2 separate regions of the Mus musculus genome follow, and region 2 is linked to region 1. A link is a loop called in an ENCODE intact Hi-C map of the cell type or tissue named here. Cell type or tissue: heart. All regions are shown on one strand. Links, peaks and the distances in the headings refer to the core of each region. The heading gives the core; the rest is flanking DNA.

Region 1 (16,161 bases), core at 7,794-11,793:
ATGTGACCCTACCTGGCGCGGGGAGGGGCCGCAGGTGAGCGGCGGAGCAGGGAGCTCGGCACGCGGCGGCCGTGGGGCTCGGCAGCATGTCGGTCAGCAGAAAGGACTGGTCCGCGCTGTCCAGGTGAGTGCAGCCACAGGGGCCGGGTGGCCCGAGGCTGGGGGGTGGGAGCTGTGCCCCTTCGGATCTCCTCTCCCAGACACAGGCCTGCTCTCCGGACGAAGTGAGACACTGGTCTTGTTGCTTTTCGGTGGGGATAGAATTGAGACCAAACTCTGGTCCCCCTAGGTGACAGAGCGGGTGGTCTCCTTGCTCCTTCTCAGCTTCCTGTCCCCTTAGGTCTTAACCAGTACGTTTAGGGTAAGGCTTTTCCGCAGCCTGGACAGCCCAGGGTGCTACTGTCTGTGAGGGCAAGGGACCGTTTTAGGGGGCTGGGAAAATTCAAGAGTTACCCCAAGACTTATTCTTGAGCGGACCCTCAGCCTCTGCGCCTCTGTTAAGAGTTTTAGAATGGATCTGGGAAGTGTCCTTTAGCCCCACCTTATGGAGTCAACAGAACCCGGGTGTGTGAATAGAATCAGAGAAAGTAGCACCCCCACCCCATCCCAAAGAGAGGCTCAAATTCTGAGCACAACATTTGGAGTGGTATCTATGCCACTTGAGGTAAGATGTTATCCTTGTCTGCGCTACAATCTGTGTTTGTGAATCTCAATGGGTCAGAGAATATCTTTGCCATTTCTGCCTGCTGGACAGCCTATCAGGGTCAGAGAAGCCTAGGAGGGGTCAGTATCTAGGAGGCCGCCCCTCTCTTTGTGGCTCCTCTTGGAGCTGCCCCTCCCTCTCCAGAAGTGTTGGAATGAGCATCCGTTCTTCCAATTCCTCACACTGAGTCCCTAACTGGGAAGGCATCCTTTGTCCTAAAGGTAACAGAGGCTCCGGCCAGAGCCCTGTCCTTTCTATTCCTCAGGTTCCAGTCAGGGTAAAATTGGCCTCTTGGCTTCTCTCAAGTGGGCTTTCAGTCTTCAGGTCTTTTGTGGGGTCGGAGCTACGACTGCAGGTGCAGCCCAGTATGGGTACCACCTCCTATCAAGGCATCTCTCACACTGAGAGCTGCTGCCCCTCAGCACCTCCCTGAGGGCATCAGAGTCTTTCAGTCACAGTCTGTCACAGTTCATCCTTTGGTTTGAAGACTTCCTCCTCAGAGCCTTAGGACACTGCTCTGAAGTATGGCTGTCCCTCACCTCAGCCTCAGTGCAGAGAGGGCCATGGTATCCAGTGAAGGGGAAGGATAGGCTCCAAGGAGGGTGAGAACCAATGCTCTGGAAAGGGAGCCCACGCTGCCTTAGAGGTCAGACACACCCCAGGGAAGGTATGCGCCGAGGGTGGAGCTGGTGCGGGGGCAAGGCCTTGGACTCTGTGGGTCAGTGTGCACGGGGTTGGTGCGGGAGCGCCTTTGTCTCTGGGTGTGAACACAGCCATGCCTACGAATGCATGCTCAGATACGTGTTGTGTGACCTCTGTGTGGGGGAGCATGTTTGTGGCCTGTGTAGAGATGAGATGTCCCCGGGCAGCTGAATCTGCTTCTAGGATGCTCCTTCTAAATGGTTGCTGAAGACGTTAGTTCTGTGTACTGTTAAAAATACAAAACAGATCCTACTTTCTGTAGGTGTGTGTGTGTGTATGTGTGTGTGTGTGTGTGTGTGTGTGTGTGTGTGTGTGTGTGTGTATAGGGGATCGTCTGGGAGGACTAGGACTTTTAATGGGAACGAGATCTGATGGTAGTTTGTCCCCTGCTCCGTTGGGCATAGATTCGCATGGCTGCAGGGGTGGGGCCAAGTTCCCATGGGATGTCCAGGCTAAGTGGTAGTGAAGCCCTGCAGAACCAGTCCTGCTACCGTAGGACCTAGTCTGGCCTCCCTGCCCAGTCCCAGCCTTCATGGAAGCCCGTGGGCAGCTGCAGCTGCTGCCAACAGGCTCCCTGATGAGGCACCTGGAACGTAGGATGGCTCCTGCTCCGTTCTCTCAGTGAGCAACAAACCTCAGCGGGCCACAGGAAAGGACTGTGAGTCACCATCAACCAGGCCTTCCAGGCTTCGGAGGGAGGCCTGTGCTGAGGGCGTGACAAAGGTGGCCTCAACTAGAGCCAAGGCAGAGGTGGGTGAGCCTGCACTCCCTGTCCTTGGCTGTGAGGCTCAGAAGCTGCAGGCCTGGGATGGGGCAGCGGTGAGCTGCTTGCCCTGCTCGGCCTTGTCCTTTCGTCCATGTGCTGACCTGGTGACCGGCGAGGATATGCCAGCCTGTCTGTGGGGGGTGAGGGGAGGATCTCAGAGCCATGGGACTAAGTGGCCACTGGTTAATAATTTCCTTGCCTGGCCCTTAAACAGCTCCCGCTCGCCCCATGCTTCTCTGGATTCCCCCGATACCTTTCTCTAGACAGTCTGGCGCAGAAGGGACTTCAGACCACTCACCAAAGTTCCTCAGTGTGTGGAAGGGGAGCCGGAGGCCTGCCTGCTCGCAAACTAGACTGGCCCAAAGTCACAGCCACATCCAGGGTCCTCCCGCTGTTACCCCCTTTCCCATGCCCAGGTCTTTGAATCCCAGGACCCACTAAATGCTTCTGTGGCATCTTAAGGTCCCTCTAGCTGCTTAAATCAGAGCAGCTGGGCTCTTGTTTGCCCTGTCACAGGCTTCTTTGTGACCACTAGGGGAAATGGGTTCTATTCTTAAGTGTAACAGGGTAGTTATGTCTTTAGTCATCCAAGAGAAAGGGTGGAGTTGGTGAATCAGGAATGGGGAGGAACAGCAGCCTCACCTGGAGGCAGAGAGGGAAGTGTGTCCCCCAGTGAAGGCCCGGAGATGGGGAAAAGGGTGTGGAGGGGTGTGAGTCCTGAGCTGCTTGGCTGGGTTGCAGTGTCACCTGCCAAGTCCCCGGGCTGTGTTAGGGCCTGCGGGATCCACATAGGTCTTGGTGCTAGGGCTCCATGGTCACCGGCTTTCCCTAAATCTCTGTTCTCCCAGCTGCACCCTGAGCTTGGCTGCCCCTTTGTTCCTGCTGCGGGGAGCTCCCTTCTTCCTTCTGAATGCTCAGCTGTCATCCTCTGGTTTAGGGCCAGCACTCAGGCCCTAACCAGGACACTGAGGCATTTCTTTTCTGGCCCTTGGTGTCCGGGCTAGAGAGGAGGACACAGATGGGAGGTCTTGGCTCCTTCTTTTCTGTAGCTGTGCTTCGTGAACTCCTCAAAGCCTCATTGAGTTAGGTAGCACCACCTTGCTCAGAGCCTCGAACGGATGAACATCAGCGGTATTTGTGAAGCATTTAGAGCAGCCTCTGGTGCTGTAGTAAGCACCGACGTGCTAGTGCTCACCCCAACCATTCACCTTCGTTCTTTTACTTTTTGATTTGTTTTTCACCATATTTGAATTCCAAGCCCCGTTCTAGGCCGCCAATAATTGATCTATTACTGGGATTTCAGCGATTGCACCTGCTAAGGAACCGACCTTTGTCCTTCTTCCTCCTCCACGTCGGTGCATTTCTCCCTTTAGAGGCCAATAATCTTTGATTATGAGAGATAACATTCTCCCCCGGGGGTGCAATGATGAGAGGACACACGTTTTGCTGGGTGTCAGGCGTTGATTTCTGAGCAATAGTGGTTGGTGATCACAGTGCCTTTCTTGAGTGTTGGGGTCTTGGACACACTGACTGCTGGCCCTGACTTCTGTTGCCAGCTCTCACCTAGCCTGGTCATAAGTCATGTTTGAGGAGTCCTGGTCAGGTTGATGGCACTGCACTTAGGGCCCCAGTGGAGGGCAAACAAAACCCCTGCTTCCCCAAGGGCAGTGAGCAGCAGCTGAGAACAGCGTTACTCGTGGTCAAGGGATCCTGGAAGCTCCAGCCTAGCCCTGTCGGGTGTGGGCTGGGCAGTGTTCAGTCTCCTCTGGACATGGGCCCCCTCAGGAGGGTAGACGTTATTCCCAGTCTAGGACGGGGGCAGGGAGCAGGCAGAGTGGGAGAAGGAGCTGCGTCCTCATTTGCAAGCCAGCAGAAGTTGACAGAGGAGGGTGGGGCATCAGACCCTGGCTAAGAGACTGTAGGTTCACGTGCGGTGTGGGAGGTGAACAAAGGAGCGGTCTGTAAAATATCCAGGGATCACAGGGCTCATGTGAAGGCCCAGGGGAGTCCTGTTTAAGATCCCTGGTCCCCTTTCATTTGCATTGAGGTGGAATACAATTGTGACTGAGATGTCCAGGAGAATTGATGTGGCCATCATAACTGGTTGAATTGGGATATTCCAGTAGGTTCTCTTCTAAGGTAGCCCCTCCCTTGGGGGTGATGAGCAGACACACTCTTTCCTACATAGAAAGGGGTAGATTGCCTTCAGGGGCTCTGACTGGCTCTTTTGGTCACCATGTGATGTACCAGAGGTCCCCGCTGCTCTCTCCTTACTACCCTGAGTAGTTCCTCTGCAGGCTGCCTCTAGCCTACCATCTTCCTCTGAGCATCTAGCTCTTACACCAGGGCTTTGCACTCACAACTCCTGGGACCCTGTGCCACCAGATATGACACTATTGGACCCACCTCTTGAACAAAGTCTGTACACCCAAGCCTTTCTCTCCTATGGACTGGGCCCTGGGTTTGTTTCCTTGCTTATTGTGTGAGCCCCCTAGCCTCCATGAAGAGAGATATGTTATTTTCTTCCTGCTGTATTTTAGCTCCAAAATCATGCCCAGCCTGTGGGGCCTCAGAAAGCCTTTGTTTAGAGAATGTTGGCTGTACAGACGTGAGGCTTACCCTGGGAAAGCAATCCTCTTCTTCAACAGTGAAGAGGTGCAGGAAGTGACTTGCCCAAAAGCACGGTGACTAGGAACCAGGTCCCCGAGCTGCCTTGCAGACACCAGAGTCCCACCCATGCATTTTAGATGCAATTCAGTTGCATACAGATTGTGAGTTTTGTGATAGTGTGTAGGAATTAATTACAATGATAGTGGTGGCCATCTTCCTCCTAGGGTTTTGATTTCCATCTCTGGTGGACACTCAGAAGCAATTTTTTAAAAACATAACTGACTAAGCCACTTTAAAAAGCCTGTTATCCCCTTTCGGAGAAACCTCATAAGTGTAATAGTTAAGTATGGCTAATGAACTATACCTTAAGTCCAGCCTTATTGTAACAGATGTATAGTTAAGGTTCCCTTTGAGGAATATTTTGTCTCTATTTCCTTCTTCAGCTGCAAGCCAACACAGTGTGCCTTTAACGAATTGCCTCTTCAAGGACAGACTTCCAAGAGAAAGGAATATGCCCACACCTACTTCCCTTAATACCCAAACTTGGTTACAGACTAGGGCTGCCTTTCTTAGAGCTGTTGAGTGGTTATGTGTTTATATGGGTGGAGGGAAGTTGGGTCTTAGAAGGCAAGGGGGATAAAGATGGTGAGAAGGGCCGGTGCGTGAGCCGATTGGATTGCTGGGTGGCTGGGTGGCTGGATGAATGGATTAGTGGGAAGTTGTGTGACTGCCTGAAAGTGTCTAGTCAGTTCCACAAATTCAAGGTCACGGGAGAAGAAAGCATATGTATAGTATGTGGAATCCCCCTTGCTGCTCCAGGCAAGTAGGAGACAGCTTTAAAAGTTGAGAGAGGCCCTGAGAAGGAAAAGTCTACTGTGGATCTCTCTCCATCGGATTTGGGAGTCTACCCTTACCCAACCATCAGAGGCTAAGGATTTCTGTGTGGGATGAGCAACTGTGAGGGAACTCCTCATTTATTGTCTGTGGGGGAGTAAGAAGAGAAGGGCATTGTCACAGCCGCTTCGCCCCCCCCCCAGCCCCGCCCCATCATCCAGTGTTGTTCTCTTGCCACAGTCAAACCCAGCACACACAGGGGTTCTCATCCAGGGGTACCGTGACTCCAAGGTGCTATTTGGTAATGCTGGGAAGTGTGTTTGCTTGTCACAACGGGGAGGGGGCTGCTGCTATGGCACCTAAGGGGGCCATTCAGTATTTATAATTCAGGGCAGCTCCTCACAAGGAATTAGCTGGCTAAAATGTCAGTGCAGCCCACTGGAGAAACTCTGAGCTAACAAGATCCCTCCTGTGTAGACAGGAGCTGCATGGAAAAGTTGAATTGTCCAGTAGCCACATTAAAGAAGTAAAAGGGAAAAATTATATAATATGTCTCATTTGCTTTAATAGATTCAAAAGTGATCTTTTAAACACGGAATCAATGTACAATCTTTCTTTTCTTCCTTTCTTTCCTTCTTCCTATCTGTCTTTCTTTCTTTCTTTCTTTCTTTCTTTCTTTCTTTCTTTCTTTCTTTCTTCCTTCCTTCCTTCCTTCCTTCCTTCCTTCCTTCCTTCCTCCCTCCCTCCCTCCCTCCCTTCTTCCTTCCTTCCTCCCTCCCTCCCTCCCTCCCTCCCTCCCTCCCTCCCTTCCTTCCTTCCTTCCTTCCTCCCTCCCTTCCTTCTCCTTCCTTCCTTCCTCCCTCCCTCCCTCCCTCCCTCCCTCCCTCCCTCCCTCCTTCCTTCCTTCCTTCCTTCCTTCCTTTGACACAGACTCTCACTATGTAGCACAGGGTAGCCTTCTGTTCCTAGGCTCCAGCCTTCTAGCTGCCTGTTAGTACAGGCACAGACCCTCACAGACAGTTACACTGTTTCAATGAGAAACTTTGCACTTCTCTTCTTCATCCTGGGTCTTTGAAATCTGGTGGGCATTCGCAAGTATAACCCATCTCTGTCCCAGTTATCTGCACTGGAATGCCCCAAGGCCACTGGCAGCAGGGCCGCCTCCAGGCAAGAAGTCTTCTCCAAGTCTGGCTGGAGAAGGTGCTCACCTGGCTCTGGGCTGTGTTGACCCTACCTCCTTCTCCTAGCCTTGCCCGACAGCGGACTTTGGAGGACGAAGAGGAGCAGGAGCGGGAACGCAGGCGGAGGCACCGCAACCTGAGTTCAACCACAGATGATGAATCTCCAAAACTCACCCAGAATGGAGCTCAGAGATCTGTGGAGAGGTACTTGGTTGGGTTGGGTTCTGAAGATCACTTCATCGTTCTGAGTGGAAGTGGGTGGGGTCTTAGCTGTCCCAGGAAGACTATGTGAAAACAGTTTGACCTGCTAAGGATTTGGTCCTGGGATAAGGCTGATGGTGGGAAGGTGAACTTCAAATTCCTCATCATCTCCAGACCCGTTCTCAGCCCAAGCACAGTCCCTACCCTTGTCAACACACTCCCGGATGACGTTTGGTGAACCTCTCCGTGAGCCCTACTCTGCTGGACATTTTACGATGCAGCTCCCTTAAGTCCTCATGATGTCTGAGAGGCCACTGTTAATAACGTCAGGGGACACTCAGGGAAGCACGCTAATGCATTGAGGTCCTGGATCTAGTGAGTGTGGCCACAGTGCTCATCCATGTTTGTCAAACTTCCCTTATACAGGCTACCTCCCTATACTCTAATCCTCCTGACTCTGAGAGGAGCAAAATGGGGCAGGTCGTGACAGCTAGGTTTGGGGATGATGAGGGGAAGGAAGAGCCGGGCCGGGGAGTTACTGAACACTGCCCACGTACTAGGACTTTGCTCATCCCAGGAGCTGCCCAACAAGCTCAGTTTACAGAATTGAAAGGCTCAGACAGTGACTGGATGCACCTGAGATCGCATGAGAAGCTGGGACAGGAGGCACAGACAGACAGACAGACTCCTCTACATGGAGAGCACTGCCTCAGAGTTTTACAAAGGGGTTTTTGTTTGTTTGTTTTGTTTATATTGCTCTTCCTCCCCCCCAACCCCCCAACGAAGAAAGATCAGGCGGTGTCTCTTGGGCTAACCCAAACCCACTGCCTTCGCTGTGTTCCGGACATCCCCGTGTGACAGGCAGGGTGATGGAAAGCTATCTCAGAAGCCTTGGGTTTCCCTTAGCTCCCACGGCAACCTCTAGGCTCTGATGGACAGGAACTATGCTAACTCCTTTGAGCCCTCCCAGCCAGTGTTGCCCAGGCCTAGAACCTATAAATCAGTTGCTTGATCAGTGTTGGTGACTCTGGTTGAACAGTTCACTGTCCTCTATGATTTTGTTTTTTGTTTATTTTTTTTAAGAGCCCAGGGTGCTTTGTTTAAGTGACACTGTGCACGTAGACTACATAGAAGTGATTATTTTAAAAATATTGATGGGGAGGGAGAGGGAGCAGTTGGGAGGCCTGGAGGTCTCACTGAGTCAGCTGTACTCGGGGTCACCCTCGCTCCTGATGTCACCTGATTCTATCCACCTTCTTTCCCTTTTGATTCAGGCTGCCCAGTGTGGAGGAAGCAGAGGTCTCTAAGCCATCGCCCCCAGCCTCCAAAGATGAAGATGAAGACTTCCAGGCCATCCTTAGGACCAGAAAGGAGCGGAGACAGAGGCGGCAGGTGGTAGAGGCTGTCCAGGCTCCAGTACAGGAGAGGCCAGAGGCAGAGGAGGAAAGAGACAGCCTGGGCCCTGAGCAGACCTCGTCACAGCCCCTTGTGCCTAAGAAGAAAGTGGAGGCCCTGCCTCGCCGGAGACTGAGTCGGGAGCAGAGAGGCCCTTGGGCCCAGGACGAAGAACGCCTAAAGAACAGAGAGCTTGCGGAAGGAGAAAAGAGGCTTCCAGAAGAGACGGTGGCTCAGCAGAAGACCTTGGTCTCTGAGAAAACGCCTGTCTCAGAGAAGACCCCAGTGCCTGCCAAAAGACTGGTTTCTGAGAAAGCCTGCCCCTCAGAGAAGGGGACAGCCACAGAGAAAGCGTCTCTGACTGAGAAAAGACATAGCCCAGAGAAGTTGGTTCCAGAAAAAACAAGTGTGACAGAGAAGTCACCGGTCCCTGAGAAGACGCTTGTGTCTCTGAAGACGGCAGCACCAGAGAGAAGGTCCCCTCCAGTTCTAGAAAAAGCCATCGTCTCAGAGAAGATGCAGGAGAGGAAGCTGGTGTCGGAGAAAGCATCCATCTTTGAGAAGTCACTAGTCTCAGAGGCAAAGCTGACGCCAAAGAAGGCAGCAGTGTCAGAGCAGCCCCAGACCACTGGGGGAAGCCAGGCCACCACGAGGGAGCCCAGAGGAAGGGCCCTCCCTGACAAGAGCCCACCTTCTTCTGCAGAGCAGAGCACACCAGCCCCGCCGACCAAAGCCTCTCGTTTCCCACCCATCACACTCCAGGTTGGCATTGTTCTGTTCTGTCTCTCTCTTGCCCTCCCTAGCAGACCTTACTGCAGTCCAGCCCTTGTGGCCTCTGGCTCCCTCGTGTCCTCCTCTCCTCCCATTTTTGAGCTGGTCTTGGTGGTTTCTTCACTCTTTATTATTCCTCACTCCTGTCAGAATAGGACACTGAGTCACGGGCAGATTATTAGACCTGCAAGGGGCCATGTGCTGGGAACAGCTGGGTTCTCAAACCAGGTCCTAGACTCCAGCTCCCAAGCCATTTGCTTCTGCTCAGAGTCAGGGTAGCCTAGACTCCTGTTTTCTAAAGAGCCTTCCAGGGAAACCAGCACCCATTAAGTATGGGCGTCTTAGGCTACACAGCAAACTCTTAGGAAGCCTCGGATCCTTCCAAAACTAAAGCTCTGCCTGGTGGCTGGGCTACATGAGACTATATAGCCACTGCATGGCAGAGAGAGAGAGAGAGAGAGAGAAAGAGAGAGAGAGAGAGAGAGAGAGAGAGGTATAGGCAGTCTGATTGACTCTCTTCTTCCATGTGTAGCTTCTGGGATGAGCCAGAACACCCGAGGTCCCCCCTGGAAGTTTGGGTTTGGGGGTTTGGACCTGGGAGCACCCTACAATTGTACTGAGGAAGATGAGCTCTTGTCTGACACCTTTGCTCCACTCAGGTGAAAATTCCCAGCAAGGATGAAGATGCAGACACACCTTCACCCACCCTGCTCACCTACAGCAGTTCCCTCAAACGCTCCAGCCCCAGGACCATCTCCTTCCGGGTAAGAGCCAGGGGACCCTAGTCACCAATCAGCTGCAGAACACGCAAAGGAAACCAGTACCCATAAAGCAAGAGCTGTATGTTAGACAATAGGAAGGGTCTTCTTAGAGACTGGATAGAGAGGAGCTTTGAGTTATGGGTACCCAAACAAGAGAAGTCATTCTAAATAAAGAGAGCAGGTTGAAGATGTAGAAAACTGGTGTGTGTGTGTGTGTGTGTGTGTGTGTGTGTGTGTGTGTCTCTGTGTCTGTGTCTGTGTCTGTGTAAATGAATGTGAGCAGCCCCACCTAGTGGATAAGATTAGGACTGCAGAAAGATGCACTTGCCGGACCAGATTGGCCTGTCACAACCCTCTTGTGTCTTCATCAGTCCCTGTCCTTCCTTGGGAGGTAGGGGCAGGGCAGAGAGCAGCAGGTTTCTCTCCAGTGTTCTCTGCCCCTGCCTTGCTGTGGTGTGATGAAATTGGAGAGTTTCATCTGGTCTGTCTCAATGCTTTTGTTTTCTGCGTCATCTGTTCCTCCATCGATTGAATGTGCCTTGTGCCCTTGATGTGTGCTAGGCTCTGGGAAAGAGCTGGTAGGACTGAGGTTGACCAGTACTCCCAAGGCTCAAGGTCCCTGATGAGGTAGTTAGGAATACAGGTTGTAGTAGGTACCTTGGCAAGGCTGGGGAGGCTGAAACAGGGCTTTGGACCCACCCTGGAGGATGAAGGCAGGTGCTTTCAGATAAGATTTTTAATGAAGGCTTGATACTTTGAGGTGGGGGCTGATTCTCAGAAGTTAGATGCATCCTGAGAGCTAGATTCCTCACTGGAGAGGGGACATCGACTTCCTGAGACCCTCACTTACTAACCTTACCTTCTTATTTCAGATGAGCCCCAGGAAAGACAACTCAGAAACACCCTTAACCCGCAGGTGAGCTGCCTGGAGGCCTTGCTTGCTTTGGTCTGGTCGTGTGTATATATATTTTTTCCACCTGTCATCATTGTGTCAGGCTGGGCCATAGGACGCATGAAGGAAGATGAAGGCTTTGCTTGTGGCTCTAAATCTGTCAGGGTGACAGGATTGACAAGAGGCCCTGGGGTTGGGTGAGATGGCACTGGGAGGGATTTGTCACCACAGCTTTGTGTGCTATGGCAGGGAGTCAAGTACCTGTCCCATGACCCTTCCCATGCTTGGAGGAGACATAGTTTTGATGGGGCTCTGAAGAGGGAGGAGGAAGCTTTTCTCTTGACGTTGGAGTGGGAAAGGGTGAGAGAACGTTCCAGAAGGGAGGCTATGATTAAGACAAAGACAAAAACGACTCAGCTGTGGCAGGCCTAGAGTGGGGCCCAGGAACCTGCATGTTTAGTAAGTACCCTTGCTTTGTCACTCTGAGGCAAGCAGAGGGAGGATGGTATGCTGTGTGAGGGTGTGGGAGTAGGGGAACGCAGACAAACACAAAAAAGTTCTAAAATGTAGTGCAGGCGTTACACGTTCTGTCCACCTCGGCTGTATCCCCTGCCTACTAAACCTTTAGTAAGAGCTCCTGTTCCTAGGGCTGGGGCTGGCTGGGGTGGGGGGTGGAGCAAGAGGAGAACAATGACAAGACACTCATTTGAGATCTTTGAACACATAGACACCCTAGCAGGCAGATGCAGGGACAGCGAGCGGTGTGAACCAAGAGTGGGATCATAGGAGCGGTTATGACCAACCAGCCTGTGAGAGCTGAGGTGTTTTTAGTGGAGGTGACAGGGTGTGAGAGGGGAAGGGAGGAAGGAAGGAAACAGTGGGAAGCACTCCTGATCCTGGGATGCCGGATCAGGCAGGCAGGCTGTTCCTCAGAGGTGAGAAGGTTCCTGGAGTCTGTGGACTTCCTCCCTGCCCGAGTCAGTGCATTCCACTCTGCAGCGAAGGCATCCACCCTTCATTGAAGGCATTCTCGTTGCTTTCTGTCCTCCCTCTTTGCCAGTGAGCATGATGGGGCGCCAGCATGGTTGGGTGCCAGGGGTGGGTTCTTCAAGCCCCGGAGACAGGCCTGGCCACCCTGCAGAATTTCACTCTGGCCTCCCTGGTTTGTTTTACTGTCTTCCCTTCCTACAGTGCCAGCGTGAGGCTGCCGGCTAGCACCGTCAAGCTAGGGGAGAAACTGGAGAGATACCACACAGCCATCCAGGTAGGAGCAGAGGGTATCTGTGAGGGAGGGTAGGAGCCCCCACCAGGGTAGAGGGCATTGTTTACGAACCTCACGGTCCCAGCTCAGCCCTCGCATCTCTGATTTGGCAGAGGTCAGAATCCGTCAGGTCTCCAGGCTCCTCCCGTACTGAAGTCCTTGTCACACCTGCCGGTGTAGCCAGCAAGCGACACCTCTTTGAGAAGGAGCTGTCAGGCCAGAACCGCACAGAACCAACCTCCATCCGAAAGGTGAGGGCCGGATCCCAGCTGCCGGGCTCTGATATCTCTGAAGCCTGGGCCTAACCCTTGGCAAGGTTAGAAACAGTGTTGTCTGTCAATGCTGGCAGGCCCTTGATTTGGCATATGTGTTTTCTGAGATTGTGTCTCCTTAACTGGGTGCAGAACTCCCTAGGGTGGGGCCTATCCCAGGCACACATAGCTTGTACCAAGTGACACTGTGGTGGACAGAATCTTGTCCCCATTCTAGGGTCTTTGGAAGAGCCTTACTGTGGTCAGGGACTCTGAACCCTAAAGGTGGACATTTTCATTCTAGGAGAATCTGCGTCTGTCAGGGGTCGTGACATCAAGACTTAACCTGTGGATCAGCAAGACCCAGGATTCGGGAGACCACGGTTCTCAGGTATCCTCGCCCACGTGTTTCTTACAAGGAGGTCAGAGGAGGGATAGGCTCAGCAGCAATGGGTCATTTCAAAAGTGGAGCTGGTAGCAGGGGCTGTGGGGTAAGGACATAATCTGTGGGTGACAGCTGCACAGAGGAGAGAGTCTGGGTCCCCTTCCTTTCAGGAATAACAAAGGCATCTGGAGTAGGGGACAGGTGGGGGACTCAAGTTCCTCTTTACCCGGGTCTGAGTTCCTGCTTTTTACTCTGATGCCCTAATCAGGAGGTACGGAAAGAGGCATCAGTCACCAAGAGGGCTCAATGGGGAAGCAAGCCGTCCACATCCCTGGATGCAGAGGTGAGTAGGGCGGGGTGGGGAGGGAGGGGTGGAGACTGGCCCTGAGATACAGTGGAAGGCCCCCAAACCTGTCCAAGTGATTACTCTTAAGTGGGTTGCAGTTCGGAGTTGTGTGGTCTGAGTGTCCGGGTTCTGTCTGTCCCTGTGTTCTCAGATGACCAACCCCTGAGAATGATGAGAGCCCCTGCACTGTCTTGGCTGAGCGGTAGTTTGGGTCCCCCATCTAACCATTAGGTTTCGGGTACCTTACCCAGTGTGGGCGAAGGCTTGGTTGTCCAAAGGTGTGCCTTCTTATCCAGAGGTGCCCCCCTCCTTAGCACTAGCAACTCCCTTTCCTTGTTCTAATTGGCCTTTGTCCCACAGGTGTGACAAGTCCTGTCAGGACGGACCTGAAAACCTGCATCCCAAGGGCCCTTCATCATGCCGGCCCCTCTCCTGCAGAACCCTTGACTCTTGCAGACCCCACTCCCTTCCCGCCTCTGGATCAGTCTGGTCAGGGTCCTCAGGGGCCAGGAACATGACTGCCACGCCTTCAGCCCGTCTCCAGCCCAGACTGTGGGCAGGTGTTCTCTGGAACTTTCTTGTCCCGCTGAAGGTACAATGTATCCTGAACCCGGAAAGTGCCAGAGCACAGCCCTGGCCCGTCAGCCATGGAGTGTCCATGTCCTCTCTAGGGACTGCCTCCCTTTCTCCTACTCACCTCCACCATCAAGCTGGGTTATTTTGCCAACTGCAGAGTTACATGTCTAGCCTGCTCCCAGCAGGCACTCGGTGTGCCTGTGATATCTCCACACTGAGTGCTAGACCTATTTACCGCTCCCTGAGGCTTGTTCAAGCCAGACTGGAAAGGAGTCGCCAGGCTGCCTATGTGCTACACCCCACTGCTTGCACTGTGTTCCCCACCCTCCTGCTGCCCTGATCGGGAACTCGGTGCCTTTTCGTCTTACCACATGCCTTACTCTCAGCCAGAAAAACCTTTCCCAGGAAGGATCTGATAAACTCATTCAGTCTCAGGTGTAAGTGTCTGGTAATGTCGATGGCTTTGTTCTCACAGGTTTTGCGTTCCTTCCGAATCAGCTGCAGGGAGTGAGGCAGCGTTGGCTTCGCTGGAAGAAGAAACCCTTCCCTCATTCCCATCTCCTCTCATTTTAAGGTCCTAGTTTTGTGATCTAAGGTCTTAATTGTGCATACCTGGTGTCGGGAGAGATGGCTCAGCAGTTAAGAACTCTGGCTGCTCTTCAGGGGACGTAGGCTCAATTCCCAGCACCTATACATTGGCTTATAAATGTCTGAAACCCCACTTTTAGGGAATTTGTAGGCACTGCATATACACATGGTGTGCAGTTATACATGCAAGCAAGGCACACATAAAATAAAAATCATTTAAGAGCGCAGAATTTCACATAAACTCCGTTCCATACTTTTCCCCCCAGTCTTCCTCCTCCCAGTCCTCAGTACCATGGTCCCATGTATGCTTGTAGGACACTGAGCCACTCAAAAATGCACAACAAACCCTGCAACTCTGTTATGGCCAGAGTCTGAAGGAGGTTAAAGTCTTAAGCCATTCCAGCTCTTATTCCCAATCGATTGCTCTGGATTCACCTAGAACAGCCTTGAGAGAGAATGGGTGAAGGCTGCTCAGACCCACTTGCCTGGGGCATCCCAGTCTCTCAGTCATGGCTACTAAGTGCAACCCTGGGTCCCTGCTCCCCTAGTTTATGGAGTAGAAGCAGCCAGTTCTTCCTGTCTTTTTGTCCTGGGTGAAGGCCCTTTGTCTTAGGCCCTATAGTCCAGGGGACAGAGGTCCTCAGACTCTGCGTGTGCTCACACTTCAGCATCCAGGCCTGGCTTACCTCTGAGAGCCTCCTGCAGCTGATCTCATCTTTTTGCTGGGCTGAGGTGGAGGGAATGGGCCCTGAAGACCTGCCTGGAACATCCTGTATGTCCTGAGAAGGACTTTATCTGCAATTGAGGGCTAATGTAAACCTGGGCGGGGCAGGGAAGGTAGCTATGTGCCACCCAGGCAGTGGAGGGTGTAACTGCTCTGGTTGGGCTGAGAACCTTGATTGGGACCCCAGGTCCTTCCCTTCTCTGAATTCCAAAAGTTCAGGCAGGTGACCTCAAAGGTCTTTGGGGTGTTCATGATGTAAATTTTGGGAGGTTCCTTGGCAAGTGAAGCTCTGTAGCAAGTGAAGCTGTCCTACGGACTTTTAGGAGAGGCTCATGGAGTTCCCCGAGAGGGCAGAGGGGCTGCTCATCAGGTGCAGGCTTGAAGTGGTGTGAGCTCTGCTTGCATCCCCTCTTTGGGGTGCCCACTGTGGGCAGACAGTTGGTGGTGGGAGAGTTGGGGCAGCTGCATTCCACAGCTGCTTCTGCCTCCTGCTTTGCTCTGGAGACAGCTGATGAACAAGTGTGTGTGTGTGTGTGTGTGTGTGTGTGTGTGTAGGAGGTGACATTTGAGTGCCCCCTGGAGGCACTCTGGTCTACCTCCCTGCTCTGCTGCTGCGGTGGCCTGGGGACATCCTGCCTGTCATCGTGTGGGTATCCAGTGTGCACCAGCCCGTGTACTTCTTCAGATCATCACACTTCTGATTTTCTGCCTATCTGCCTAGGCCTGGTTATTTTTAACGACCAGACCTCTAAGTTGCTTCTGGAGTCATCTTGCTATGCACCAGTGTGGCTGCCAAGAAGTGGCTGTCTGGATAAAGTCCCACACCTAAGATGCTCAGAACCCATTGGTTTTCTAGGAGGAGGGTGCTCTGTGTGGATAGATGCCCAGATTCCTCTTTCAGGCATCCATGAATCTGGCTATGGCCTGTTTGAAAGGTTATCAGCTCTCTTGGAAAGTAGTTTAAGTTCCGGGAGGATTTAGGAAAAATAACTTGTAAATTCCCGGAGATTCTAGACTGAGATACAATGCAAAAGCTGGGTGGGACTTTGGTGGGCTAGGGTGGTAAGGGGAAGCATTCTGTTTGGCTCTTTATGAGGTCAGTCTGGCTTCTGCACCCATCATCCCTCTGAGTCTTCTCCCTCCCTTTCCCAAGCCCCCCAGATTTCCTGAGCCCCCCCTTTCATGGGATGTTATTACCCTCAGCCCCCACCCCC
Region 2 (15,429 bases), core at 4,065-8,064, 76 kb before region 1:
GGTAAGGCGCTGCAGGGCATGAGGGAGAGAAGAGGGATGTGTGCTTCCCAAATGTGAATTACAGAGCTGTGTGATGGATGACTCTAGATCTGCTCCGGGCCTGAGACCTGCACTTAGTCTCCTTCCAGAGATTGAGTGACCTGGCCCTGTGGGCTGCTTGTCCTGGATCCTAGAGAACTCACCCAAACCACAAACTGAACCATCTCCAGTGCCACAGATTGTCTGTGGTCACTTTGTAGGGCATTGCTAAGGCTAAGGATGTAGGTGGATATTGAAGGGCCCATCCCCTAAGATTTCATTACTGGATTTCCTTTCCTTTCCTTTCCTTTCCTTTCCTTTCCTTTCCTTTCCTTTCCTTTCCTTTCCTTTCCTTTCCTTTCCTTTCCTTTCCTTTCCTTTCCTTTCCTTTCCTTTCCTTTCTTTTTCCTTCCATTTCCTCCTCCTCCTCCTCTTCTTCTTCCTTCTTCCTTCTTCCTTCTTCCTTCTTCCTTCTTCCTTCTTCCTTCTTCCTTCTTCCTTCTTCTTGCTCTTGCTCTCATTCTTGTTCTCTCTTTGAGACAGGCTTTCTGTGTGAGGCCCTGAATGTCCTAGAACCAGGTTGGCCTTAAACTCATAGAGATCTACCTACCTCTGCCTCTCCAAGTGCTGGTATTAAAGGTGTGTGTCACCAATGCAACATGGCTACGTTTTCTGAGAGGGCTTCTCAGGCTGGAGTGATGGCTCAGTGGTTAAGAACACTGACTGTTCTTCTAGAGGTCCTGAGTTCAATTCCCATCAACCACATGATAGTTCACAACCATGTGATAGGGCCACACGCCCTCTTCTGGTGTATCTGAAGACAGCTACGGTATACTCATATACATAAAAGATAAATAAATAAATACAACTAAGAGGGTTTCTCTTTCTAGGATGAAGATTTACAGCTTTAGTTAGATTTTAGGAGTTTTGGTTCCAGAAATACATTTTACAATTATAAAATACAATTATAAACCATCACGAAATACATATTTTGCCTGATGGAATGTATTCTGCAGAGATGCACTCATATAACCCTGAGGACAGAGGTTTTCTGGGTTAAGGTTCTGTCAGCCTGCTGGAAGGGGTTTCCATATTATTTTTCATTCCTTTGCCTATCCTGTCCCTGTGCTATTCTGAAAGTCGCTTCCGGCTTCCATTCTGCAGTGCTCAAGGAGAATCACTCTAGACAACCAACTGTCCAAACAGCCTGGCGATCATTTCCTTGATATTCAGGAAAGAGCAGGAGAGCCCTGGGGGGTTGCAGTCTTAGACTAAGAGTCAGCAGACCACAGAACATGTACCCTCAAGGAGTGTGGTCAGAGAGGACATCTGGATCTGGCCATGCTCAGACAGCAAGCCAACAGACCCATGGCGCATGGAGCCCGTGGCCAGCTCTTTTGGTTTGGCCCATGGCTTTGAAGGCCTTTTGATCTTGAGGAATGGGTCAGGAGTGTGGAATGGGAATGAGTGCTTGGCCAAGTCTGGACCACGGGACCTCTGCATTGCCGCTGAGATTATCCCCATCACACAGACCAAGGAAACGGGAGTCCATAGGAATGAGTATTTTCTGTACCCGTATCTTCTAGCTAGGAAGCAAGCCAGGAGCCCAGCTAGACTTGCCTGATTCGGAAGCCCTGCCTCTTACTACTGTTGACTTTACTGTGGGCTACTTAACCTCTCTGAAAACATTTCTATACTTTCGAAGACAGGAAAGGGTTGTTAAGCCAACTGTGGTGATGAACTGTCTAGGCCTTCCGTAATCTGCTTGAATCTTGGTTTTGCCATTTATTCGTGAGCAGTTATGCGTAATGAGGTCCAAGGGAGTGGAGCCATGATGAAGTGATACCATGACTGCCTCACACATACAAAATGTTTTTAAGATTATATGAGGAAATACATGTGTAGTGGGCACTGTTGTGCCTTAAGTATCGTGAGAACAGGAGTCTGTCATGGCTACACATGCCTGTAATCTCAGACTGAACCCCCAAAAAGGAGGAAAAAGGAAGAAATAATAACATCAGAAGTCATCTTTTCCCTTTGCTTATGAAAGTAGGAGATTATTAAAGAAATACCCAGGAATCTCTATTTCCATGGCATAGGGTAGAGATTGCACTGAGGTCCGGCAGTAAATGCCTTTAATCCCAGCCTTTAATTGGGAGGTGGGTCTTTCTGAGTTTGAGGCCAGCATGGTCTACAGAGTGAGTTCCAGGGCAGCCAAGGCTTCTGAGAGAAACCCTGTGTTGTCCTGGGGAGTAGAATAATTTTGAATTCAACAGGAAAAGAGAAGAAGCAGCCCCCGCCCCTCCCCCCCTCCCCCAAGGAGGCATTAGGGACACAGTGTGCCTTTCACTGTGGGCTGAATGGGCAAAGACACTAAGCTTATTTCAGGAGTGGCTGGAAAATCCGAGATGCTACTCTGGGTAGGCTGTGTATAATTCAGTCTTCTTGCAGTCTGGAGGGCTGGGGTAGTGGCTTCTGCTTTACAAAGAGGTTTGCACAGAACACTGAAGGAGAGTGAAGATGATCTGTCCATCCCATCTCGGCCCCCTGCTTTTGTCTGCTGTGTCTTTTGGGCACAGGAGGAGCTTAGGGGCAAGGTCCAGTGGCCCGGAAATCTGAAGGCCCCAGCGGCTTTCCCTACCCTCCAGCCTGGGCATTGGTGGTTACACTGGGGAACTCACTGGCCTTACGTGGGGTACACCGGGGACCTCAGTGGCCTTACATGGGGTACACTGGGGAACTCACTGGCCTTACATGGGGTTGTTTTGTTGTCCCAGCTGAATGTGGCCAGCCTCTTCCACCTACACACCACCCCGCATGTCCAGATGTGGCTGATGGGAGTTGGTTATTGAGTTGTGTTGTTGATGTGTAGCTGTGTGTGTGTGTAGCATGCACGCATGCATGTGGGTGCATGTGAATGCCATACAGACTCGAGTCCTGCCTCTCTTGAGAAACTCTTTGCCCTGTGCTGCTTTAGGGCACCTCTTGGAATCCCAAAGGGCCTTCTGTGGCTTTCTATTGAGTTCAGTACACTGTAGACAGACCTAGTCTCCTTTCAAAAACCATACAGATTTGACTCAGGGCTTCCTCCATGCCTGGCCCCATGCGAGCACTTGACTCTGCGGAAGCCATTTAATTCTGACGGCTGCCTAGGCACCAAGTGCTAGAACCTCAGAGGCTGGGCTAGTTCAGGAAAATAACAGTGATGGTTGCCTGCTCTGTGGTTGTGTACCAGTCATCTTAGTATGAAATCCTCACATCCACTCTGCAAGATAAACAGAGACAGATAAATGTCTCCTGCGAGGACATTGAGTGGGGGCAACCATTCAAGTAGCATGTGACAGAGCCAAGATAAATCCAGAGCTATACCAGTTTCACAGGCAGAATGGTGTGGTGAAGGCTTGCCTGCCCGCCTGTGGGGGTTGCAGCTACCCAAATGAGATGTAACCCTCTTCTGTGGTGCAGCTGGGACCAGTGAGCAGGGAGCCATGGTAACACGTCACATCCATGGCGGCACATTACTAGTGTGCACTTGGTGCCTGGCCTGCTCCCTCTGTGTCTGGGCCACACTCCCCTAGCATCCCTGCTACCCCAACCTGACTTGCAAAATGCCTGTCCATGATGGCATCTAATGGTGGGCTGGTCCCCTAGTCGCTGGCAGTGGTGTTAACCATTTCCCCATTTCCTTTCTTATCTAGTCCTGGCATAAGTCCTGCTTCCGATGTGCCAAGTGTGGCAAAGGCCTTGAGTCGACCACCCTGGCAGACAAGGATGGTGAGATCTACTGTAAAGGTGGGTAGCTCCACTTCTCTCTGAAGATCTGAAGGCTGGAGGAGGCTGGAGACCAAGCGACTATGCTGTCGCTAAATGAACCAGCCCTCTTGCCTTCCAATCCAAGGGAGAATGAGACTTGGCCAGAATCAGATGGAACACGGGCCAGGGATGAGAGTGGAGCCTAGGATCTTAATACCCGTCTAGTGACCGAAAGACAGCAAACGATTTACTCCCTCATTGAAATAAAGGGGACACGGTTCTCCTCACTATTGAGGCTAGGAGCACGATGGAGACGGGGAGGTGGGCACTGATGGACTGTCCTCCAGAGACCAGGCACAAGGAGTGGTGGGTGGAGTTACTCTGAGGACAGGAGTACATCCTTACCCTTCTCTCCTCTCTGCAGGATGCTATGCCAAAAACTTTGGGCCCAAAGGTTTTGGCTTTGGACAGGGAGCTGGAGCCTTGGTTCACTCAGAGTGAGGCTGCCACCGCCTGCGCACCCTGCTTACTCCTAAGCTTTTCATCAGCGGTCCATTCCCAAGCCTTGGACACCTCCGAGCTCCTCTCCCTCACTCAGCCCCGCTGCACATCACTAATGCCTTGGACTTGGGTATCTGGCTTTTTGTGGCTCAGGGATCTGCCTGAGCTCCTTCCCCACGAAGGGTTTCCTCCTGCCTGGCATTTGATACCATTACCTTTAGGAGACATCTGTCTAGTCGCCCCTTTCCAGAGACCAGGTCCCTTTCCCCACACCTTACCCTCCTCTGTTTCTAGGCTGAATGTCCACTCTCTACTGGCCAGGACACCTGAGCCCACATCTTTGGAGACCAATAGAGCAAAGCAGGAGACCTGGGGCAGGGAGGCAGGACCAGAATTGGCCTAGGGAGGGTTATGGTTTTTGGGTCCCAGAGAGTCTCCTCTGAGTAGGCGGCTGAGTTCTTGGTGTATCTCAGTCTGGGAAGTCTCCATGAGAGGCAGGGAGGTGCAGATAGGATTGTGGGCCATCGGAAGGAGCTCTTTCTCTGGCCCTTGCCTTTGAATGTGGAAATAGTATCTTTTCACTTAGGAATGGAGAACAAGCCAGTTCAGAGGACCCCAAAGTCTAGAGATTGCCTGACCTCCTTAGGCATCAAGTTCCCAGTTTGATGGGCAAGGGAGATCCTAATGAATACCTTGACCAAGTATTTGCATTTATCAGTGGTCCAGATCTTGGAGTGGCCAATTCTAGTTCTAACCTTGGGCCAGGTGGCTGAAATAGACAGTTTCTGTTACAGCATAGCCCAGGGTAGAGCTGTGTTCTAGCCACTCCTGAGGGTTCCTCTGAACCCCAAGTCCTCACTCCCCTCCAACCCAGACTCAGACCCTTCTTTCTTCACCCTACCTTTCTCTAGTAACCTTCACTACCTTGCCCACCCCATCCAGGCCCCAAGGTCAGGAGCGGGGGGGGGGGGGGCGAGGGAGGGGAAGGGCCGGGCCTTGATGCTCCCCGGAACTGAGGGGACAAGGCTGTACAGCTGTTTGCTGCAAGGGCTGTAGGCATGGGCTGTTGAAGCTGATTTATCATCTGATCAATAAAGCAATTTAGAACTGAACTCTGCTTTCCTGTCTGTCTATGGGGGCCCGGCCACACCCTGGAGTCAGCGCTGGATCAGACCAGAACAATCTCAGCAAGGCCTAGTAGAAATGAACCAAAAAGAACCACTCTGGAACTTTCTATGGAATGTTTACTTTTTAGTATCGATTCTAAGGGAACCAAATGACCAAAGACCATGGCCTCACCCTGTTTGCCCACCCCAGGATGTGGGAATTTTGTGGACTTGGCTTTTGAAAGGCTCAATTTGGTCCCAACAATATGTTCAACACTTCAGCTTTTGGAAAGCCCCCTGTACAGAGAAACTCAGCCAGAGGAACGTCCTGTATCAACTCCAGAAGTCTCACTTCTTGGAAAAGTGTGTGTGTGTGTGTGTGTGTGTGTGTGTGTGTGTGTGTGTGTGTGTGTGTGTGTGACATTGGGGGGAGGCAAAAAGCTGTCTGTTTTTCTCTTAGGGCCCAACAACCAGGTACACGGAAGACCAGGCGTGGGAAATAGGCTTGTCTGAAGGGTTGTAGTGTTGTTCATCGTACCCAGAGCTAGGCTGTACCAGTCCATGAAAATGTGCCCACACTGAGTTTTTCAAAGCAGTGAGTAGAGTTTAAACTCTACTTGTATTAGCTAAAGGATCAGGCCAGCAGTGCTCCTCATCAGACCTACCTACACCACAGTGCAAGGCAACACCTGCCCAACAGCTGGAGATCTAAGAGTGCTAGCCCTAAGTGGCGCAGACAGCTCCCAAACAGGTCTCAAGACCCACAGGAAGTTCTCAGGGACACAAATGGATTCTCCTACCCTGGGCGGGACCCACAGAGTACCAGGATTCGTGCCTTTGGGGTCCAGAGGTGGAGACAGGCTGCCCTCTGCTGGCCATGCAGGCAGGTCTCGGCCCAGCACAGTGCTATCAGGCAGGCCCTGGTACTGCGAGGACCTTGGGAAGTCGCAGGGATCTATCTGCAGGCGCCGAGCTTGCTCTGTACCTTTAGACACCAGATGGCGCTGTGGGGTCAAGGCCAAAGACAGCCACTCCATTTTTTCTTTTTCTTTTTCTTTTTCTTTTTCTTTTTCTTTTTCTTTTTCTTTTTCTTTTTCTTTTTCTTTTTCTTTTTCTTTTTCTTTTTCTTTTTCTTTTTCTTTTTCTTTTTCTTTTTCTTTTCCTTTTCCTTTTCCTTTTCCTTTTTCTTTTTCTTTTTCTTTTTCTTTTTCCTCTTCCTCTTCCTCTTTCTTTCCTTTCCTTTCCTTTCCTTTTCTTTTTCTTTTTTATTTCATTTTATTTTCGTTAGCTACTCCTTTTCTGCTGTGGGTGTTGACGACCCTGTGCTTCTGCGAGGGCATCTAATCTTCCCGGAAGGAGGTGTGCTCTAATACTGACCTATGCCATACCAAACCACGAGAATGACCCAAAGGAGAGAAGCAGACAGAATCTTCCTTTTTCCACTTAAGTGAAACCTCCACATGGTCCAAGATGCCCTTAGGGGAAAGAATGGCATGAAGGACGCCCAGTTGCGCGAGTGCCCTGGACCTTTAGGGTGTGGTGGAGGAAAGCTGCCTGTTCTGATGGAAGGAGGGGTTAGCTCCATCAGTCTTCCTTCAAGACCACAGTCTGGGTCATCTAAAAAGGTGGCTTCCATGGGGAGTCAGACTGCAACGATGAAGGCGAATGCATTTGGAGATGGAGGCAGGAAGAAAATTGAGTTCAAAGCCAATTTTGCTACAGAATAATTTTGTTACAAAAGGTGTGTGTGTGTGTGTGTGTGATTTATGTGATTTGCTATCAGGTGTTTGAGTAATCCCCAAATCAAGAGTACATGCTTTGTGAAAAACAGAAACCCAATGAAGGAACAGTCCCCAGCATCCTTAGACCCTGGTGACGGTGAGGGTAGTTTGAGAAACTGAGCAAATCATTGAGAACCAATCATTGGGTGGTTCTAACTCCTTCCTCCAGTTCCTGGTCCTGCCTTCAAACACACACACACACACCTGTTATGAGAACCATTGCGGAGGTGTGGAGGGGTGCTTTTAAAATAGATCCCAGATCCACCCTATAGATTCTGATCAGGTTGGGATGGGGCATGGGAAACTGTATTTGAAAACTGTGTTTGCCTGAGATGACACTCATAGTCAGCCCAGGCTGGGGCACGTGGAGGTTACGCCAGCCTTGCCAGCCTTGCCAGCCTTGCAGCAGGGGAGCCCTCTCCCCTGTAGCTCACTTGCTTTAGGACTCATTACAGGAACCTCTGGAGCTGTCTCCCACCAGTTGTTATGACGGGAGAGGACTGACCTGAACTTTTTGTTTCTGTTCTCCACAGTCCGTGAGACCAGGTCTAGACTTCTCCCACCTGACAGCCCTCAAAGCTTTGAAAACAGCTGCCCTCCAGTCTGACTGGGCTCCTCTTTAACCCCATCCCCAGAGAGGTACCGGATGGATGCCTTGAGGGTCCTTTTTATTAGTTGAAGAAGAAAGAGGAGTTTTCAATATAGCTCTGTGGTAGAGCACTTAGCTAGCATGTGTGAGACCTTGGATTCACTCCCCAGAAGAAGAACTGGGCTGGGGGCACACCTAGGCATTTGAAGTACTTGGATGTGTCAAGGCAGAGCCATTCTGGAAAAGGCCTATAGACTCTCTTGAGCTAGACTTCCTTAATGGTGTCTCTTTCTTTTGGGTAGTTTGGAAACATAAACTTGTCATTTCTGGCTTATTCTAAGACTATTCAAAGATCAAAGACCTTCAATGACCTTTTGAGATGGAGTCAACTCATTTATGAATGACCAAACTAAAACCAGGAACCAGGGGACAATTTGGAAACCAGTTCAAGGTCAAATGGCAGAACAGGATCTGCATAGAACCCCCTGGCCCAGGACTTATCCCTATACTGCAGTACTGTCTATAGAGAAGATGGCCTGTGTTGGGAGGTGGAAGGGTGGCCTTAGAGCAGAGAGCTAGAACTATAGTGACTGTTAGTGTTTATGAAGCCTAATTTGGATGCCGTCTTATCTGGTGCATGTGCAAGCACTTGGAGTCGAGTGTGATACCCTGCCTTATAGAAGAGGAAAGTGAGAGTCAGTGCATTTTTAAATGACTTACTCAAAGTCTCTGGCAAGTGGTGAAGCCAGGATTGGAACCAGCTGTGTAACTTTGGGCCAGCCTCCTCCCCTCTGGGTGTCAGCGCCTCGTTTGTGAAATGAAAACGTTGGCCTAAATTAGTGCCGGGGAAGTACTTCCCAGGCTCTGATGTGCATACACATCTCCTGGGGAATCTTGTAAAACACAGATTCGAGTTCAGTAGTTTTGGGTGGGGCCTGAGACCGGATGTCTCTCACAAGCTCCCAGGGGAAGGTGGTGCTGATGTTGCGGATCCAGAGACCACACCGGAGCAGCCAGGCTCCAGGGGATCCACCCAGCTCTGATGTTCTTTGTTTATGAGCTTAGGAAGACTCGCCCCAAAGGCCTTGAAAATTCAGGAAGTAGATTATCCTGACTGAAGATCTTAGTGGGCACTTTCCATGTCTGGACAAGCCCTTGTGCCTAGTCTGAAGTATCTGCTCCTGACCCTTCTATACTGCCACTCTGTTGACCTTGGACTGACATCTGCAGAGTGTTCAAGGGCTTAGGTTAGTGCCCGGACACTTACTGTCCCCTATAATAGGTATAAAGAGGAGTACCCAAGATCTTGGGGCCACCCACCATCCCATAGTCTTTTTAGGATTCTTCATAAATACCTACCAGTCTGCTGAGTGCATGGTAAGGCTATATTTTTCCTCTCCTCTTTTAACTTCGTTGTGGCCATGCGCCTTACTCATGTGTTTAAACAGATCAAAGTGACTCATAGCTTTTCTGTACAGAACTTTTTGTTTGCTTGGTTGCTTGAGGCAGAGTTTTGCTATATTGCCCAATCTGATCTGGGGCTTGCAATCCTCCTGCCTCAGCCTCTGGGGTTGCTGAGACTGTAGGCATGCATCACTATGTACAGAATGTTTGTGGCTTGTTTCTAAGACACAGCTTTGCTGTGTAGTCAAGGCCACCTTTAAACTCACGGTCCTTCACCTTAGCCTCCCAAGAGTTGGGATTACAGATTGTTTAGAGCTCTTTAGAAAGTGGGGCTGGAGAGATAGCTCAGACAGCTCAGGTACAGGCATGTGGGGTTTACTAACAATTTCAGTACTAGGGAGTCAGAGATAGGGAGATACCTGGTGCTCACTAGGGAGCCAGCCTAGCCTAACCAGTGAGTCTTAGGTTCAGTGAAAGACTCTGTCTCAAAACTCCTGAGGATCCGTACCCGGGTGGACTTTTGGCACTGACATGTATGCCTGCTCACACACCTCACACAACCATGGGTATACACTTGCACATGTGCACACACACAACTCTTTAAGAGCTGTCGTGTGAATCTTTATGTCCCCTAATGCCTCCCAATGAGGAAGGGAACAGGTAAGAGATGGAACTTGTACTCACTGTGTCACAGTGAGCAGAGCCCTCCCTGGGGTCCTGAATGGGGCTGGTGGCACCAGTACTATAGCCTTTGCTTGGGCAAATAGTTTCGTCAGAAACAGTTCATTTGTGTAGCATGAGTAGCCATCCTAGCGACTATATGCATACCTTGTCAGCTGGGGCCTTAGACAGGCAGTGTTCAGTCCTAAGAAACATGTTTCTGTCAGGCGAGTATAATGGACTGTCAGAAAGCTAATGCTCTCTTCGGGGTGTCTCTTCAAGAGGGGTCACCTGGCTGAGGTGGAGGGGGTGTGTCCCTGAACCTATGAACTCCACCTCTCCTGCTTTGCCAATCCCATGAAGAGAACTCAGATTTCGTTCCCCTGGAGCTTAGCCTGAACCTGACTCAAGGGACCCTCCATGGTGCTGCAAGATCAGCTCTGACTTCCTCTCCTGAGCCCCTCCAGCCACGTGTTCATCTCTTCTTGACCTTGTCCTCAGACCGGACACCTCACAGCCACCTTCTCTACCTGATCATGGAACCTGGGAACTTGCCCATCTCGAAAGTGACAGGAACATTCAGAATTCTGGTCGTGAAGCGTCTGGAAGCCAGAGGCAGGAAGAAGCTGTGAGGAACGTCTCACCTAGAAAGACTCAGTATGGACTCCTTCCCTGCCATTTCCCCTCTCCTTGCCCTGTCCCCCATGCCTATTTTAGGAGCCTTCTGTGAAGGTCAGCTCTCCAGAAAGAGAGGAAGTCACCATCAAGTACAGAGACTAGCAGAGCTGGAAGGATACGTGCAGATCCCTCCCACCCCCGTCATTCCCATAGTACCAGTGAGGGTGCTACTTGCTACTATTCTGGGTGCTAACGTATGAAAAGCAAAGGCAAATGCTTGGTACGAGCCAGGACCAGCTAAATTGCTTGTCTGGGGCAGGCCTGGGGACCAGGAAGGTAGTGAAAAGATATCGTCCTGTTTTGAATGTTTTCAATTTTAAAAAAATGTATTTAAGGCACGCGCCACAAGACAGTTTGTCCCTCAGTGTTAGAGCACAGAAAGGGACCGCATTAAGACTGGAATAAAGCTGAAACTTCCCTGTCACCTGGTTTTGCTGTCATCACGTTTGTGGCCTGGCTGGTGGAAACAAACCTACCATCCTCACAGGAATATTGCAGAAACGTTTATGCACAGGACATCGTCTTGATAGTGGCAATAAACAGCGGTGCTCCTGGCTTGTGTGTTTGCCATGTTATGGTGTGCCACACGTTAAACCTGCTCACAGACGAGAAGCTCACCTAACGACAAGCTTCAGAAGGTCTCTGTCACTGAGCAGTGAGTGAAGTGTCACGTGGATCTAAAAGAGGGTTTCTCACCCCAGTCCCACGAGAGACCCCTTCATGCCTGAAACATTTTTATGCAATCATAGGTATATAGATATGTAAAAATGTGTACAAATCAAATATTCATTGCTAACAAATCAGTAACTGATTTAAAACTATTCTTTGGTATATACTATTCATTAAATAGAACAAATTTTCATTCCCTTGAGATGGGTGCGCTTGTTTACTTTTGCATAAGGAACTAAGTCTTGGCTGAATATTTGGTACTGCTGGGCATAGAGCAGGGTCAACACTTCAGAATGGCCTGGCATTTGGCTATTATAATCATCCAATCTACTCACACCACTTCACACAAACACACCATCCAAAATGATAGCTGGACATTTAGGGCCACTTTAGAAATGGTTGGAAATTCTAATCACAAACCAAAATGCATTGAAGGTTTTTTTTTTTTTGAGAGAATTAAAAAAAAATTAAGCCAGCAACGCAAACAGTAATTTTAAAATTCAAACATTCCTGGTTAGTGAGATGGCTCAAAGGGTAAAAATATTTGTTCTTTGACTCCACAAGTATGAGGTAGCACACATGTCATTGTGCTTTCTCCCCTCAATAATTAAATTCAAACATTCTAACAATACAATCCACTGATAATACTAGCTAAAAAACCTACATGCTCAGAACTGTTAGCTATGATTAAGCCAACCATCTTTGTATAAATCTTTTTTTTTTCCCCCTCCAGACTGGGTTTCTCTGTATTGCTCTGGCTGTTTTGGAACTCAAGCTGTAGAGACCAGGGTGGCCTCGAACTCACAGAGCTCTGCCTGCCTCCACCTCCTAAGCGCTGGGATTCAAGACGTGTGCCACCACTGCCTGGCGAGCTGAAAACACTTTATGCATTAAAAATACTGCAATTCATAGCATATAATATTCTCGAGTCTGAGTCAAGGTGTTCCAGCAGGGTAAACGGTCTCCAGCGCATGCGCAGTGAGAAACTCACCTGTCTGCTAAGGATCATGGCTGTAATGAAGTTATTAGATACTATATGGATGCGTGCTGCCAGATACACCACAGATTCGTATTGTGTTTGATTTTGTGTTAACTTTTGGCCACTTCATGCTCAGAAACCTTTTAATCTCACCAAGATATTCACAGCCCCCATACTCAGTTATACAAATCCCATACAGGGTTGGGACTCAGGTTTAAGACCCTGTGGTTCAAAGCACGTTGTTGTTATTAAAAGAGAATGGTAGGGGCTGGTGAGATGGCTCAGCGGGTAAGAGCACTGACTGCTCTTCCAAAGGTCCTGAGTTCAAATCCCAGCAACCCCATGGTGGCTCCCAACTTCCTGTAATGAGATCTGACACCCTCTTCTGGTGTGCTTGAAGACAGCTACAGTGTACCTATTTATAATAATAAATAAATCTTTAAAAAAAGAGAGAGAACGGTAAGAAACTGAAAATGATTGAAATGTGGAGAGTTACCCAGCAGGCAGGTTAGGAAAGCTACTAGTTGCTTTGGGTCCCCTAGCCTGTTCTGGGAACAGCTCTGCTCTGTGGTCCAGTGTCCTCGAGGGCCATTCTGGGGCAACCCTTTTGCTTCTGCAACATGGGCATCCAGATGCCAACATGGCATGGGAAAGGGGAAAATTCTGCAGGCCTCAGCCTGAATCCTGAGCCCACAAATCCAATCTCTGTCAGACCCAAGCTGGGATCAAATGCCTTCAAGTCCAGACTCAGCCCATCAGAGAGGGGCAGTGGGCGCTCTCAAGACAAAAGGGATCCCTGGTGAATCAGGAAAGTTATTGGGATGGAAAGTGATTAAAGGGCTGAGCGTGGGAGGGGATTTCCAGTCAGAGAGACAGGCCCAGGAGCATGCCCGGGCTGGTCAGCTCCATGGTTGCTGCCCACTTGAGGTCTGTTGCAATAGTGCCCATAAAATCCAAGTCATTAGAGACTTGAAACTTGGGCCGGTTTTCAAAAAAGCAGAGACTGGAGGAAACCCCAAAGCCCTGGACAAAAAGAGCTGTACATCAAAGGAGAAGGAGAGGATCAGAAGTGTGGGGGAAAAAGATCTGCTGGGTGAGAGAGGAAAGCAGGGAGGAACCAGGGAACTGGAGGTTAAATACAGAGAGGGCGCAGGGTGGGGCAGAGCTATGGGTGGACCCCTGCGCCATGTAGGTGAGCTACCTGGAACAAGGAACCGGCTGAGGAGAGATCAACAATCGTCCTCTTTCTTTCTTTTTTTTTTTCACCTATCTGGGGAGTTCCCGGGGCCCTGGGAACCAACCAGGCTTTCTTGGAAATCGTTATTAGCTTCACAAACCGGAGCTTGACAGCCTTCAATTTACAGTGAGCAATGAAGGTGTGATCAAGGATGTGACTGTCCAAAGCTCTGTTGAGCTGGTGTAATTCCTCGAGTGTCCACTCTCGTAGCCAAGCGCACCTTCCAGTCAGTCAGGGGTCCATAGTGATTGCTCAGCATCAAAACCAGGGCTCTGACTCAGTAGGTCTAGGGTGGAGCCTGGAATTTGCTTTTCTGGTGTTGCTGGACCTGGGCGTTTTAAAAACCATTGCTCTAAACTTTGGCTATCTACCTAGAGTATATGGAGTAGTATCAATAATGTATAACAAGGAAGCTCCTAGAAATTCATATTTTCTGGTCCCAGACCTTCTGAACCATCAACATTGATCCCTAGCAGTGTAAGTAAACCTTTCAGTTCCAAGGGCCAGGTACCCAAGGTGCACAAGGGAAACTGCCTCTATGTTTGCAGAAGTTGGCGGAGGGGGTGAGGAGAGGGTCTGTCTATTTGGTGTGATGCTGACATTCCCCAACAGGAGAGTCTGCTGTGCCTACCCAGGAAAACCCCACAGATGCCCTGAAGACAACAATCTCCAGGAATGCGTTTGAAATCAACCCTGCTTTCAAGTCAGTCATGGATTTTCAATTTCATAGAGAGTTCCTAATGTAAACTGGATGTTGGTGGCACACGCTTGCAATCCCGGAACTAGGGCAGCTGAAGCAGAAGATCTCAAGTGCCAGGCCAGCTTGGGCTACATACCGAGACTGCATCTCCAAAAACCAAAATAAGAAAACCAAAGGGCAAACATCTTCAGGTTAGCCCACCCACACACACCCCACGGTTATATTGGTCACATATCACTATGACGCTTTCCAGATTTAGCCTACACAGCAGAAGTGGGCTTCAGTTCATGTGGGGTCATGTTTCCCACCATGTTATGCTTCTGATACTAAAACAGTCCCCATTCAACCACAAATTTTAGCCAGCTCTCTCATTTGTTTTATCTAAACATATTTATTTAATTTTATGTGTATGTATGTGTGTGCGTGTGTGTGCCTATGTGTATGTCTGTAGCACATGTGTGCAGAGCCTGTAGAGATCAAAAGAAGGGTTGGGATCCTTGGAACTGAAGTTACAGAGGTTGTGAGCCACCATGTGGATGTTGGGAACTGAAGCTGGGTCCTCTGCAAGAACCGTAAGGGCTCTTAACTACTGAGCAGTCTCTCCAGCCCCTCAAACTTATTATTCTTCATTGCATACGTGTTGATGTGTTGGGCACTTAACTAGGTTTGTAAAGGAAGCAAGATGGGCCAGGATTGAAAACCTTGAGTACTATAGAGTGATAATATTTAAAAGAAAAATAATTCTGTCCCTTGTCACCCTTTCTCAGAGGGACTGTTAATGGTTGAGTCTTGGCCTTTAATTGTTACATTTATGTATGTATGTATGTATTTATTTATTTTTCGAGGGAATGAGGGAGACTTGTGGATGCCGTGGTGTGTGTGATTAGAGATCAGAGGACAACTTGCAGGAGTCTGTTCTCTTCTCCCAGCGTGTGGATGGTGGGGCTCCAGTCTGGTAGCAAATGCCCTTACCTGTTGGGTCACCTTTATGAGACACATTGAGACACGCTGTCACTATGTAATCCTGGCCAGTACAGAACTCACTGTATAGCCCAACCTGGTTGAAGATCTTGACTCTCCTGCCTCAGCCTCCTGTGTGCTGGGACTACAGATGTCAACTGCTAGGTCTAGCCAGCTTCCATAATATTTTAGGTGATATACGTAGACCTCTTTTAATTGGTTCCTTAGCTTTCAGCAGCATCACCCTGTTCCATCTCCCCCTTTATTTTTAGCTATATTTTTCTGTTTTGCCCACTCATAAGTAAATGTTTACCGAGGCCGGCCTGGGGTGGTGGTGCACACTTCCAGCTCTTGGGAGGCAGAGGAAGACAGAGTTCGAGGCCAGCTTGGCCTA

What was found. A loop is a pair of places that touch in the nucleus more often than their neighbours do. Peaks named below come from ENCODE experiments on the same cell type or tissue, not always from the same donor. Only the 100,000 strongest peaks of a DNase experiment are listed, where the experiment ranks them.
Region 2: it touches region 1 in a loop (2.2-fold over the local background); 3 of 42 quality-filtered maps call a loop at or near these places.

The regions. Positions count from the first base shown.
Region 1 is chr1:135,818,893-135,835,053 of GRCm38, forward strand. Lad1 (ladinin) reads left to right here. Exons shown (of 10, transcript NM_133664.3): 1 at 1-124; 2 at 6,863-7,000; 3 at 8,272-9,154; 4 at 9,823-9,927; 5 at 10,797-10,840; 6 at 12,008-12,080; 7 at 12,191-12,328; 8 at 12,633-12,719; 9 at 12,982-13,056; 10 at 13,420-14,449. The coding sequence starts at 87. The coding sequence ends at 13,425. Among named protein-coding and RNA genes, the nearest start is that of Lad1, 8.4 kb to the left of the region's middle. In heart, for the core only: a CTCF peak has its summit at 10,252 (motif pointing left); no DNase peak of the experiment used is centred there; H3K27ac peaks cover 1,826 bases.
Region 2 is chr1:135,746,849-135,762,277 of GRCm38, forward strand. It overlaps Csrp1 (cysteine and glycine-rich protein 1), which reads left to right. Exons shown (of 6, transcript NM_007791.6): 4 at 1; 5 at 3,717-3,810; 6 at 4,196-5,381. The coding sequence ends at 4,272. Among named protein-coding and RNA genes, the nearest start is that of Phlda3, 12 kb to the right of the region's middle. In heart, for the core only: a CTCF peak has its summit at 6,289 (motif pointing left); a DNase peak (open chromatin) is centred at 6,273; H3K27ac peaks cover 797 bases.